Regions from separate parts of the Homo sapiens genome. Here region 2 is linked to region 1. Evidence: chromatin contacts called from ENCODE Hi-C or POLR2A ChIA-PET data. All regions are on one chromosome and are shown on one strand. Each heading gives the region's core, a stretch centred on a gene start or an enhancer-like site at or near the end of the contact. The rest is flanking DNA. Distances are from core to core; before and after follow the strand shown. Region 1 has its middle 15 kb from the start of IER5. Region 2 holds the start of RNF2 (ring finger protein 2).

Region 1 (7,326 bases), core at 3,170-5,669:
ACAGATATCTCGTCTCACAGATTCCCTCGCCCCACTGCTATCTGCATTTAGTGCCTTCTCCTGACTTGTCTGATTCTTCCACTCGCATTTCTTCTCAGGTACCAGGGTTGCAAATCTTGGCCTTACCCCCTACCTCCACCCCCCATCCCCCATACCTCTTACCAACACATCTAAACACTCGTTAAGCTCACAGCATTATCTTCACAATGTAGTTCACTTCTATTCCTGCTTTCTAGTTCCCACTGATACCATCTTCGTTCTTCAAACACTTCTTAGTCTGTTCTCCATTTCGCGTCAAAGCCCCCCTCACCCCCACCCCAGCCCTACCTTATAACTAATGGATTACTCATCTGACAGTACAGTTTTGGTGATGTTATCAGTCTCTGACTCAAAAGCCTCTAATAACTTCCCATATTCTCTATGAACTCCTCTGCCTGCCAGTCAGCCTTTCATTTAGCCATCATTTATTGTCTACTTTGTGTCAGGCACTGGGTACAAAGATGAGTAAGGAAGTTGATATCTAGAGGGAAGAGGGATGAAAAATGGATCATTACAATCCAGGGTTAATACTACTGTGATATAGGAATACTGATGAGGAATACTTAACCCAGACAGAGTGTGAGGGAAGGGTTCCTGCGAAGAGGAGGTTATTTCTGCGCTGAGTCGCAAATGGCAAATTGGACTTAGCCAAGTAGGGAATAAGGGGGAAATCATTCCAGGCAGATAGAGCTGCATGTGCAAAGGCCCTGAGGCCTTGAGAGCTGGTAGGAGCTGAACATCACAAATGCTTCCTTCCTTCTGTTTGGAGCACGGGTGTGAAGAATGGCCCTGAGGATTAAGAGGGGTCAGATTGCAAAACACTGGGCATGCCATGGAAGGGGGTTTGGTTTCACCTTAAAAGATGTGAGGGAGCCAAGGAAGGCTTTTAAGTGGGGCAGGGGAGCATGGTCCAGTTAGAGGGCTGTTCAATAATGCAGGTGAGAAATGATTGGGGCCAATAGCAACAGTGGCACTTCTCCTGAGGCATCTATCGTACATTGCCTTGTTATTTGTGTACATATTTTAAAATTTCCTGAAATGTCTTACCTCTCTTATTCTCACCAAGTTGTAAACTCTTTGAAGATAAGTGCTAGACCTTAATCTTTTCTATGTCAAAACCTTTTCTGCCAGGATCTGCTCTGGTATCAGCAGAACCAGAGACAGTGAAAAAATGGGGACTAGCCTAGAAGCAGTAGGCAAGAGGGAGCTCCCCAGCCAAAAGAGAGAAAGGAATGTGAGGTTTCTTTTCACTCCGACCCCACACTTCCTGCAGCCCAGCTGGGTTCCCGCTCTAGTTTCTGAGAAGCAAGGTCTGAGTCACCTCTTTCTTCCTAAACTCCCCTCTTCCCCAAAGGGATTGGAAGGCTGGAGGGGTACTGAGTAGGAAGGATAGCAGGCAGCACCATCTGATTCTATCCCCTTCTTGCCATACAGACAAACGGCAGCGATACTGACAATGGCCAAGCCCTGAAGACCCTAGCCAGAATGTAACGTCCACCTCTCATCCCTGGGACCCGGCTTCCACTGGGGTGGAATTTCGCTTGGAGAGTAGGCAGAGGGGGGTGAAATTAGCCTTGAGAAGCTGGGTGGGAGGTGTGGGGAGGAGGGCTTGAGGGAAGGCAGGGAGTGGAATCAAATAATTTGAACCACTTCTCGGGTTACCGGGCTCTTCCCTGTCTTTCTGGTAATTGCTTGTTTACTCACTTCCTGGTTCTCAGAGGCTGTTGGACTCCTGCTGTTCTGGGAGTTGTGGGCTTACCTGACCCCCCTCCTCCCCACACCTTCTCCACTGTATAGAACCTACTGGGAAGGAACAAAGACCAGAGTTCAAGTCCTAATGAGGTCTCCAGTGAGGCAGAGATGATAGTCTTCATTTGGTACCAGGCAGAGAGATGCTGAAATCCCAGAACCAGCCCTTAAATTGGCTGTTGGCCTGGTACTCAGAATGAGTACCCCTGGGAGGTGGGCAAGCTTCTGGAACCTGGTTTCTGGGAGAGGGGCTCTAAGTGCAAGGGCCCTACTGGGCCTATTTTGTCCCTAACCTACAGTCCCTCCCCAAGAGAGCATCTGAGTGCTGTGATTTAATAAATAATAAAAGTCAGAGTAAGGATATATGATATACACAAATACGCATATTGTACCCATAAAGAAAACAGTAGACAAATAAATCCTCCTATCTGACTATAACTGGTAAGAGCTTGTACAAATGTTCCCAAAAGGAGACAGATATTAGCCCCTTCATTAGTTAAGGTCCTTATCTGCATTTCTATGGTGAGGGATGATCATGTATTCATTTAAGTATGACTCTGTGCCTCTGGAGACAGAGATTCTGCGAAAACATTGATTAGGGGTAGGACCTTGCTAGAAAAAGTCATAGGTGTGCAATTCATATCTTCTAATTAAAGCACATTATCACTTACTTACAAATGGTTAGGGCTTTAATAAACTAACCCCTTAGGAGACCCTAGCTAGGTCCAAAAACAAAGATAATTTTCTATAGAAGGGTCAACATAAAACTAATGGAAGAGTTTACTATTGCTTTTCCTTAGGCACATTAGGTCCTTAAGGACTCTTAGCCTTGATCTCTAAGTTCAGGTCTCCCCTTTGGCCAGGGCCCTAGGGAGGCCATGAGTCCTTGGGAAAGTGAAAGCAAAGCTGAATCTCCAATGGCATCTGGGACATCTCTGCCCCTTCCTTCTCTGTACTGTACCCTATCCTCAGCAGCACTTGTGGCTCCCCCAAAGCCATGTTTTCCCAGTCTTCCCCTGCCTGGGCCACCCTTCCCATTTACCTGCTGGGCCAATGAATCCTTGCAGACTTTTCTACTTGATGTAATGATTTGTTCACGTTTCTTTGCTTGACCAGACTGTACCCTCTCCACCTCTAAATCATATTCATCTCCTTATCCCTCGAATCTAGCCCAGAACCTGGCAGATGCTAGGGACTAGATGTTGTCTGGGGAGACTCTAGTTCTAGTTCAGTCATTCACAATCTGTGTGACTTTCAGCAGGCCTTTTAATCTTTTTGTTTCTTAGCTTCTTCATTTTAAAATAAATCTTGCCAATTCCAACTTACACGGTTACAAATTAAAAATGAGACAACTGTGGAAGTGCTGAACAAAACGCCAGGTGGTGGAGGTGGTAGGAGGGGCGCTTAGCTCCAAGCGAAGACATATTTGTCTTAGTCTGCTCTGGCTGCCATAACAAAATATCACAGAGTGGTTTAAGCAAAAAAATGTATTTCTCATAGTTCCGGAGCCTGGAAATCTGAGATCAGGGTGCCAGCATGGTCAGGTTCTGTTGAGGGCTTTGTTTCTGGCTTGCAGATGGCCGCCTTCTTGCTGTACCCTCACATGGCAGAGGAGAGAGCGAGCTCCTAAAGACCCTATTTCCAGATATAGTCACATTAGGGGTTAGAGCTTCAACACATATGAATTTTGGGGAAGCATATCCATTCCACAGCAATGCTGAAGGAGATTCATCAGCACATAGCCCTTCAGTCCTGTTCCCACCTCCTACAGCTTGCAAATCTGAAGCACCCCACCAACTCCGTATTGCAACTACAGTAATCATGACTTGTATACCAATTTATAGATGTTTCAATAACTAAAGCATTTGTATAACATATCCTATGGCTTACGAAGAATATTTCATACAGTCTAATCTCATTTTCACAACTATCATCTCACAGATGAGAAAAGCAAGGCCCCAATGGCCAGCCCAATCTTATTTCCAGGTCCTTTAACTGTATACCTTCAAACTCTTTAGGCCACACCAAAGTACTCGGTTGTAACCACTTCAAAGAAAACAGGGCTCTAAGAGCTGGTGAAGTCTAAACTCTTCAGTTCCTCCACTGTGACCACAGCTGACCGTCTTTACTTGTTCTATTCGCTCCCATATGAATCCTTTCTTTGTGCTCTAGAATTTTATGGAGTGGAAAATATATATGGAACGAGACAACATTCTTAGAGGAAAGGACTTTACAAATGCGAAGTATTAATATTTTGTTTGATATGGGCACTATTTTCAAAGGACCCTGCATACTTTCTGTGTTTCTTTGGGATGCCCTGCCCACCCAGGACAACTGAAGGAGCCGCTCTGGTTTTAATTGCAGCAATTCACCAGACAGTTTAGAACTTTCTACGTGCCAGGGCCTCTGTCCCCTGCAAAAGCTCACATTCCAAACAAGTCAGGTGTAGGCTCCGCTCCTAGAGAGGGACGGTGTGAACAGAGCTAACTGGGTCGGCCTCTCTCCTTCCGACCTCCTACTCCCCTCCCAACACCTCCTCGCCCAGAACGTCTCAATTCTGACCCAGACACCCTGGGAGGCCGAGAGGCTCCTTTTGGATCTGCAATACACCCTCCTCACCACAACCAACAGACAAAACGCGCGAGTGCCGTGCAAGGTGGAAACCCTTCCCTCCGGGGGGCGATCGCCCCAGTAGGGTGAAGCAGGCCTCTTTGTTCACGGGATGCCTCGCTAGCAAGCCGGCGGCGGGGGCGTTCCCTGGACCGTGAGACCCCGGCTCCCGAGGACGCCTCCCGTGCCGCCGCTTCCCTCAAGCCCAGTGCCGCCAGCGGCCAGAGCTCCGGATTCCTGCCGCCCCCAGCCCACCGGCAAGAGCTGGCTTCATTTTCCCAGTCCCCCTTTCATCTGGCCGCACAGGCAGAGCACCGTCCGCTAAGGTCTCCTCCCATCCCAGCAGGAAGGGCGGGGAGACCCGCGGAGGATTTAAAGGGGCGCGGAGGTCAGGAGGGCTGGGGGCGGCTCCGCGGAGAAAATGGGGCGCGCTCGTCCTCTCCCGCAGCCTCGGCCGCCGCGAAGCTTCCTCCCAGCTCCCGCCTTTCCGGGCCCGGCGGGCCGAGGGGGAAGGGAGGCTTCCTGCGCCGGCGCCCGCGGCTGCCCCAGTGAGGTCCCGCCCGAGAGCAGGCCCAGGCGGGGGCTGGGCGCGCGGCGCGGCGCTGCGGGCTGGAGGGCGGGGGCGGGGCCCGCCGCTTTTAGAGTCACCTCCCGCGCGCCGCGGCCGCCGTTGCCAGGGTGACCGGGGGAGCTCCGTTGTGGGGAGGCGGCCGCGGCGGGTACCGGTGGGCGGAGCTCAGCGGGCGGGGCGGGGCGGGGCGGGGGCGGGGGGAGCTTCCTCGTCGTCATGGGAACGGCGCAGTTATTTCCAGCCCCCGGGCCGTGCCAGTGGCGCGGTGCCAGGATGCGAGAGTATTGCAGGACAGCGGCAATCTGCTGCGACCTGGGACATAACAATGCGCCCCTTCTGCAGCGCTGGGCCCGCCGGCGAGAGGTCTCGCTGGTCTGAGGGGCTGGGGCCGCCCCCGCGCGTCGTGTCTCCTCTCGGCGCTCTTCGGCTCGGAGCCTGGCGGCTCAGCGCGCTCCCGGCTGCACGTGCTGCCCCCGCCGCCGCCCACGCCAGACAAAGCGGGGCCCTCCCGGGCGTGTTTCCTAGGCGCCCCCTTCCCTCGATGAACCCTTTGATTTCTTCCTTCTTCTCTCTCACTTCGTTCCAGCCCCCTCAACTGCCTCCTGGAGCGCCTTTTTTGTGTGCTCGCCATCTCACGTTTGGCCCTCTCTCCAAAGCTCTGCCTTCACGAACGCCTCCATTTGACCTTCCCCCTCCGCCACTCTCTGGTCTCCTTTGGTAGCTTTATCATTACATTTGATGGAAGGGCGACTCTCCCCTCTCCTATTTTCAGCTCCACATTACCTTTTGTATTGTCCTCTCCCCTTCCTATTGGCATCTTCTTTCTGTCCTTGCCCTTTTCAAGACTCTTCCAGAAACTCTCTTGATGTCTCTGCCTCTTTTCACGGTTTCCTTTCCACTTTTTCTTTTCTCTCTGGGCTGTGGGACAGCAGAAGGGAGATTGCAAATGGCTACCTAGATTGAGTGCCCCTTTTACCTCACTGACGCCATCCTTTTTTCTGTCACCTTGAGGTCACATTATTTGGGCACCTTGATGAGGCTTTGGGGATTCTACTGCCGTTGCTGCCATTAGCAGTCTCTTTGCTTGGAAGCTTAAATGAAGGAAATTTCTGGGAACTGGTCAAAGACTCCTGAAATGCACCTTGAGGACTAAACATCTCTCTCCCTCCATCTCTGCTTGGTTACTCTGGTTTGTTTCGAACACCGGCTGCTTCTTCCCACTTCTTGACTCCCTGCACCCCTACCCGCCCCCCCAGCAATCACATTGTTCATCCCTTTGGCACCAGCCCTAGAGAGGAAAGGGTAGGTCCTCCTCTCCAGGAAGGAAGGTGGGGCAGAGTAGCTCCCGCAGGAAGGGAAGGAAAAAGGAGGGAAGGAAGGAAGTGGCCAACAGAAGGTGGAATCCGGTGGGAGGACTTTTCATTGTTTGAACGTCTTTCCTTTTTAGCTCTGCAAAGTCAAGCCCAAGGCCATCTCACCAAGGTTCTGCTGCCATCTCCCAGAACCCCAGCTAGGACTCCCTTGCCAGAGGCTGGAGGGGGCTGAGGTTTTGGTGGACATATTTAAGTGAAGTGGGCAGAGTTTCATGTATGCTGCAAATTGTAAGCACTTACATTTTTAATGTATCCATCTTCTGTTTCTTTTCTGTCCAACAAAGTCAGCTTTTATCTTCCCTTTTCTCCAGGGGGAAAAAAAAAAAGAAAAACTCCAGGGTAGAATTATGCCTCAGGTAAGGAAAATGTATCTACCATTTCCTGAGGACCTTCTACCTGTGAATCTGCTCTTATGTTCTGTAATACTTTACATTTGCATAGGGCTTTTTTCCCTGAGTTTTAAAGGGAAAGGCTGAGTTTTAAAGTTAGTGGGTAAAAGGAACCAAGTAGGGTTGCGATAAGGGTTGAGATGAAGTAGTGGAAATGGGAGCTCTTTAAAACTAAATACTCATGAATACTGCTCTCCAATATTTCCCCACCTTTTTTGTAGCCTAGGCTTAGGGCCAAATGCAAGCCCCAAGAACACAGGCAAGGAAGTGCTTTTGTCCTTTCTAGGCATGTGATCCAGTACCAAAGATGCTTAGTTATGAACGAAGAGAAGTTTGTGGTATGACTATTCTTTTGCATAGTGTATCTTTGCATCTCCATTCACTTAATACCCGAATACCTAGAAAACTGCCAGCCAGGCTTTGGTTCATTGTCAGTGTCTTGTTCCTTGAAAGCCCTAGAAGGACAAAAAAATTAGCTATGCTTTGGAAGACTTTGTCTGAAACCTACACTAGGTTTCAGACAAGGTCATCCAACCTTCTGGATTAGTTAACTGTGTCCTGAACACTGAGCAGAGGCCAGAGGGAGTGGGGTTTT
Region 2 (7,326 bases), core at 2,495-4,994, 3.9 Mb after region 1:
ATTTCATATACACACTGGAGTCAAAGAATCCCATTCTTTCATTCTCTTAACACCTATTTATTGAGCATCTACTAAGTGCCAGCACTGTGCTAGTCTCTAGGTATCTGCTGGTGAACAAGATTTTTGCTTTCAAGGAACTCATATCCTAGTTATATTAATGTTTTTATTCCAAGTACTTAACAAAGTGCTTGGCACATACTAGATGCTCAATAAAAGCTGGTTGAACTAAACTAGTTTTAATTTTGTAGCCTGACTATAGCAGAATACCAGTTAAGAGGTGATTTTTTCTTTCATTTTTTTTTTTTTTGGATATGGAGTCTGGCTCTGTCACCCAGGCTGGAGTGCAGTGGCATGATCTCAGCTCACTGCAACCTCAGCCTCCCAGGTTCAAGCAATTTTCCTGCCTCAGCCTTCCGAGTAGCTGGGATTACAGGCGCCTGCCACTACACCCGGCTAATTTTTGTATTTTTAGTAGAGACGGAGTTTTGCCATGTTAGCCAGGCTGGTCTCAAACTCCTGACCTCAGGTGATCCACCGGCCTCGGCCTCCCAAAGTGCTGGGATAACAGGCCTGGGCCGCCATGCCCAGCCAAGAGGTGATTTTTATGATCACTTAGAGATACCTACCCAATTCATCATGTAGTTAACCTGATACTACTTCTGAAGTGTTAAAGGAAGACAATTTTTTTTTAACTAGAATTCATCTAGTCATCACCCATAATATACTTCTATTATGTAGTGTTAATTTAATGTTCCTCTACTTAAAATACAAATATCACTTCCAATTAGCACATTTAACATGCAGATAGAGTGTTACTAGAAAATGTTTTTTAGAACGATATCTGTTATGTCAGGTCAAAACATTAGCAAAAATAATGTGGTCTGGATATGTGAATCACTACTGATATATTTACTATGGAGTTTACATCGATATAATATACGATTAAAACAACAGGGAAGAAAATGGAAAGTCCACTCTATTTACATGGCAGTCAACTCTTAATAAGTAAGAGAGTTTACTTTTGAACGCATAACTTTCTTGGGGTCACTCAAGAGAACCAGTGTTACAGAATAAAACCTCTTAGAATTTTCCCATGGCATCTAGGAACCTAGTGGTGAGGTCAGGGTGGCTGACGTTAGCATTGTTCACCAATGTCCCCACTTCTCTTTCTGAACTCAGTTCAAGGACTCAGTCCCTTTGCAGATGTGTGGGGCTGTACAACCAGTTCTGGGCAATGAAATGTGATCAGTGCTCTCTTTTCCAAGCTAAGGCTACGAAAAATTCACGGGGATTCTTTAGCCATTTTCTTCCTCTGCTGCAGAGAATAAGTTTCTGTGTTCCAGGGTGGTACAGCTACAAGATGGTGGTGTCTCTATCAATCTGGTTCCTGGAGTGACCAGAACAGAGTGAGTTGGATCCACATGAAGCATGAAGCATAACCAAACAATAACTTTTGTTGTGTTAAGGCATGTAGATTTTGGAGATGTTTGTTACTATACCATAACATAACCTTTCCTGATTAATATAGTCAGAGAAGATCCAGTGCCAAGTTTCTGAGTAAGAGATAAAATAGATAAAATGAGTTCCATTAATTTGTCAGTAGTGTTTTTCATATTAAGGATGTTAGCCTGAGGTCTAGCTTTTTAATCACATTTAATCCAGATATCCCATAAGTTTTCCGTTTTTCCACTAATTCTCCTGTGAGTCTTTTTTAAGCACTATATTTAACTTTCATCCATAAAGTTCCTGCGCTTTCTACAAATCATCACTTTTCTCAACATCAATTGAATTGCTTAATCTAACCACACATCATGATTTTCAAAGGCATTTTAATTAGAGCAAAAGTTCTAAATTATGAACACCTGTCTTCCTTTAATTGAACTACACATGCACTCGTCATGAAGGAAGAAGGGAGATGCTTCTGCAACTGCACTGTTTCTAGAAAGTGGACTTTCACAAGAAGGGAGAAGCAGAGCTTCCCTGATTATTTTGATTTTGTTGTTGTTGTTGTTTTGTTTTGTTTTGAGACGCAGTCTCGCCGAGACACCCAGGCTGGAGTGTCATGGCGCGATCTCGGCTCACTGCAACCTCTGCTTCCCAGGTTCAAGCGATTCTCCTGCCTCAGCCTCCCGAGTAGCTGGGACTGCAGGCGCGTGCCACGACACCTGGCTAACTTTTTTTTGTATTTTTAGTAAAGACAGTTTCACCATATTGGCCAGGCTGATCTCGAACTCCTGATCTCAAGTGATCCGGTGGCCTTGGGCTCCCAAAGTGCTGAGATTACAGGCGTGAGCTACCACACCCAGCCTTTTTTTCTCCCCCCACATTGGAGGAAGAGTTTAACCTTGAAGGGCTTGTAGAGTCAGATAACTGTCACTTGTTATTTAAAGTTATAGATAGTAGGCAAAAGCTTTCAAGCCACTGAAAAAGAATAATGCTTGTTTTCTTTGATGGATTGTTAGGTAGCATATATAATGTGCTGTATTTAACACCTGTCCTTTTTCTTTCCACCCATCCAAGGCGTCAAAGGCCATCTTAAATCCCGGCTCCTCAGGAAATCATCCCCAAACACACCAGCTGGAATTGATATTTTTCTTTTCCAAATTCCTATGTAAATTCATGTCATTTATTTGGAATTGCTTATAGAGAGTTTCAGAGCGTTAAAGAACTGGAAAGGACCTAGGATTCAATACAATTCTCTCATCTCGCAGACGAAGAAAATGAAGTGCAGAGGAGCTACGCAATCTACGTAAGTCACATAGACACACATTGGAGGCTATGAACCTAGTTTGCCCAATTCCCACTGCAGTCCATTGGTTTATGCCTCTATGCCTTCAGATTTACGGTCTGGTATTGCTGGTTATCTTCTCAAGAGAACATGACATCTCAACAATAGTACATATAGAGATCAGGGAACTTTCAATTCTTCGTTACTTCTTCAGCTCATAATTTATATGCATTAAATGTCGGATAATTTACTGGAGACTAACTGGCTGTGTTTTAGGTAATGATTACATCTATTAATCTATTACTTCGTAAATCCTCAAGTTCAGAAGGTAACACTGGAAGGGGCCAAGGAGGTAGGAATAAAGCAGCAGCAAGGTAAATAGTAAGAGCTGATGACCACAATCAGAATGTTAAGCTAAGTTTAGAGTGGAAGGTCATTTTCCCAGGAGCAATTACACTTGCAGTTTTATCCTGCAAGGATGAAAAGTGTATGTTTGTTGTACGAGAGCGGAAGGGTGCCGAAGTTCATGTGAAGTTCTGCAAACCAAAGCCTGATGAGGATTTCCGCCGGGTGGGACAGGTTTAAGAGGACGAACTCATGAGAAAGAAGTCTGAGCCCAAACCCCAGAAGCCGGCCAGGAAGGTGTAAAGGGTGGGCCGAAGCCAGGGCAGAAGAACCCAAGCAGAAGGTTGAGCACGAGGTGGCTGCGCCGTCATCCGGGCGTTGCCCGGGGGCTACGTCGGACCGCGGTGGGCGCCGGGGGGGCGTGGCCGGCCAGCCCAGGGCGGGGCGGTGGCGCGGGTTCTCCAGGCCAACACGCGGCGGCGCACCCTCCCTCGCGCCGCGGGCCTCCCCGCGCCGTGCACGTCCTCGTCCCGCGCCTCCGCCCCTCGCTCGCTCGCTCCTTCCCGCCCTCCCCGCAGCGCCGGCCGAGCCGGCTTCCCCTCAGTCTCTCATGAATATTGAGCGGCCCCTGTTGTATTTCCCGAGCTCCATTGCGGAAGCTGAGGCTCGCCATATTGTGCGGCGGCGCCGGCGTCCGCGGCAGCTGATACCAGAGTCTTGCTCCGGCCGCGGCCAGCGGAGCCCTGGGCTGGGGCAGGAGCCGGTGAGTGGGGCGGGCGGGGAGGCGAAGGACGCGGAAGCAGCGGGCCGGGACACGCGTCTACTCGGCAGCGTTGCAGGCGACTGACGGGGGCCCCGGAGTGTGGGGGGGGTGTGTGTCCGCGGGGGTGTGAAGGGACATGGCGCCGCCGCCGCCCCCGGCCGCTCTCGCGGCGGAGACGGCGGGTGAAGCGGGTTCTCATTGTTCCCGTGTCTTCGAGGGTCGTGGGAGGGAAGGGAGCTGGTTTGCGGAGGACCCAGTCAGCGAAGCGCCGGGATTCCTTCCTTCGCCGCGAGCCTTTCGCTGCCCTTTCCTCTGCGCGGAGGCCGGCGCTGCGGCGCGGTCCCCTCGCCTCCGGGGGCGGGGGCCCCAGCCTCTCTGCAGCCCTACTCCGGAGGCGGACGGAGTGGAATGCGAGTTTTTTCTCTGGGCTTTCGCCTCGCAGCTAGGGATGTGTGTCTGCATCGTGGGGGTGGGGTAGGGGGCACTTTGTGCAGATATCGCTCCTTCCTTCTGGGGGGTCGGAGTCGGGGTTCCAGTGTAGAGGAGCTCCTCGACCTCGGGGTTCCTCGGGGAGACCCCTTCAGCTTCACACATTCCTGGAGTGCCGCCTCCTGCTCTGGAGTATCTGTTGCTGCTTTCTAAAACCGTGAGCTTACCCAGGAGGAGTCGTGGGGGGAGGGGGTGTCTTGGTTAGTTTCTGCGGGAAGATTCGCGTTTTGAACCGTGTCGTTTACGCTGAGATGCTAGTACCCACTTTTGCCGGGAGCCCACGTCCTGCTGGTCAGAATCGTTTACCTTCTACAGAAGTCTCCTTCTTGCTTTCAGAGATGGTGTTAGTAAAAATTGATCTCAAACTTTGAGGTTCATTCCAGTTATTTGCCCGCTAAGATCAATTATAGACTCATCTATTTGAAGCCCCTTTGGGTATCTTTTTCGAGGCTGTCGGAAGTTTTAGAGAATGTAACTTTACATTGTAAAATGATTTGAAGATGTCAGGTTTCTTTGAAGTGCCGTGAAAAGGATATACATATGCACTCAGTATTTTAGTAATACGCTGTTTTTCAATTAAAAAAATTAAGGCATGGTTTCAGTGTTCTAAACCGAGGATATGTTTAAAACGAATGTACGAGCGATTTGCATTACATAATCTACTTTTGGTAATTCCAAGATGATCAGCTGGAATACTTAGTCTAATTGGTAGCTAATCTATCTGTTTTGTATTAAGTGCAGTTGTTGAATATTCTAATAACTGAGGTGGGTGTGAGAGTTTGCTTCTTATAGTGAAATTTGATCCTTGGATTTATAAAGTATTTAAATAGCAGCAATATGACTCTTGGTTATTCCCTTTTTCCCCTGAAATTTCTACTTTTCACAATCAACAAGTATCTTTAAAAATCTTGATTGTACTCTTAAACTACTTTTTAGCAAAATAATAGGTAGTTATAGGTGACTCCTTTTTCTAGGGGTAGCACAGCAAATATGGTCCCTCACTTTTTGTAAGGATTGTAGTTATTTTCCTCAGGTATCCTTGTGGCATCCACATTTGAGGTTAATTATAGTAGAGGCAGATTTACGAAGAAAAATTGCCCGAGTCAGGCCAATCCGTTTGAGTATTTGAAAAATAAGCTAGTTGTCCTAAAGTGTGTTGCATAGAAAAATTTCCAGTTACAATCACTAACATAATGTAGACCATGCAGACTTTCAAAATACTGGGAATTTGGAGTTTTTCTCTGCCTGTGTGAAGCTCCCAGGTTTGAATGGATAGAAATATAGACCAGGTCAGCAAACATGTTTGGAATTTTATTAGTGACCTACAGTTTGTGGTGTCACGTCTGTGTCTCTAATCTGATTTATTCATGATTTGTGTTTATATTATGCAGACTTTGGAGTAAAGGTGATATATATGCCTAATGAATAATATATAACCAGATGTTTCAGTGACAGTTTCATTTCTATACATTAGCAAAGAAGCATAATTTCTTCCAGCAAGAGAAATGAGTTAATATTAAAACGCACTTTATTAAAATTATGGCAGTGTTTCTAGTATGACTTAAAGCGCTTCATAATTTTGAAATGACTCATTAAATTCTGGATAAACTAAAAATCCATCACAGTTTGCAGCTTTTAAAAGAAAAATAAGAGATTATGTACTCTGCGCACGTACACATCTACAATTGGTTTTTAATTCGTGTTATTGCACACACTGTAGAAGACATTGTCATCAGACAATGGTTAATTTCTCGATTGATTCATTTATTTGACATCTAAGCTGTCATAGTAACTTAGTGTTTATTTGCATTTAATACTGAGTAGGTGCCCATATAATTTGGGGTACAAAGGTATAATAGCATTTACACAGTCCATTCCTTAAGGGTCCAGATATCCTGACTGTTTGCCTACTGGTCTTCTACCCTTTCTACCTAATGTGTCTACTGGGTCTTCTGGTATTTCTTGGGGGAAGCGCAGTTTGATTGGTCTTACATAAATATTTTGACTGTGGTCATGGGACTCTTGGCATTTAAGTAGAAGCTAGTGTTAGTGTGTTGCCAGGCAGGAGCTAGGTGATGAGTCCCTGACTATAGGTGCTAAGAGCGTAGGTGTGACCCATTATCCAGTTTTATGTTGTGTGGAGCAACTCCGGTAGAATTGGCCATGTTCTTAATTCTCCTTTGCTTTACGGTTTTTAGACAGCTGAGGCAGAGTGGTATGATTAGGCTTAGTTATGTATCTTGTTGGATGCTCAAGGAGCTATATACATTACTAAAAATTCTAAGATTTCTATTGCTTAAATTTACTTCTCCCATTTCATTTTGAGAATTAACATGTTTGCCATTTATCATAATTTTTAAAAATCAGTTTATCTGTATTAAGTACAATGGTGAAAAGTTATTTTTGAAATTAACCTTGGGTTAAATTTTCTAATGAGAGCATACTATTAAGTGAAGTAACCAGCCAAATGAAAAACATGTAAGCATTTTGGTCATTTGTTTTCAAAAGATATGTTACTTACGGGCTCTTCTGCAAGGGGGATTTCTTTTTGTTTCTATGCTATAGAGTGGAGTTGTATGAAGAGGTTAGATTCTAAAGTCGATGCATAGAATGAAAATCACATGTAGTAAAAAAAAAAATCATGCTTGAAAATCCCTCAGGAAGGCAGAACAACATACCAATAAGTTCAGCTAAGCTTTGGTGTTGGAACACATTGCAGTTTCTTGGTGTTTCTTTGAGCACTGCGTGAAGTAGTTAGCTTGCATTTAGGGACCTTGCATTTGGGGCGGGGATGGGGGAGGTGCCTTGGGAGGGGAGTGCCTTTAAATTTAAGAATCTGGATCCATTGGGAGGCCGAAGTAGGTGGATCACGAGGTCAAGTGTTCGAGACCAGTCTGACCAACTTGGTGAAACTCCGTCTCTACTAAAAATACAAAAATTAGCCAGGCATAGTGGCGCGCGCCTGTAATCCCAGCTACTCAGGAGGCTGAAGCAGGAGAAT

What was found. A loop is a pair of places that touch in the nucleus more often than their neighbours do. ChIA-PET counts read pairs that join two places held with the same protein, here RNA polymerase II (POLR2A). Pooled maps may share reads with other maps.
Region 2: a pooled map shows a loop between it and region 1 (2.5-fold over the local background). The contact joins the promoter of RNF2 here to the enhancer-like site in region 1. A Hi-C loop is called at or near these places in 2 of 50 pooled maps. POLR2A ChIA-PET finds 5 or more read pairs at or near these places in 2 of 52 experiments (activated T-cell and endothelial cell of umbilical vein).

Annotation. Positions count from the first base shown.
Region 1 is chr1:181,100,357-181,107,682 of GRCh38, forward strand. No RefSeq gene overlaps it. Among named protein-coding and RNA genes, the nearest start is that of IER5, 15 kb to the left of the region's middle. RefSeq lists silencers at 4,584-4,643, 4,664-5,153, 5,414-5,463 and an enhancer at 4,997-5,891. Within about 2 kb of position 4,420, at least 29 of the 41 ENCODE cell types and tissues checked have a DNase peak (open chromatin) inside an H3K27ac peak, as active enhancers do.
Region 2 is chr1:185,041,814-185,049,139 of GRCh38, forward strand. It overlaps RNF2 (ring finger protein 2), which reads left to right and starts at 3,745. Exons shown (of 7, transcript NM_007212.4): 1 at 3,745-3,836. RefSeq lists a silencer at 3,375-3,634.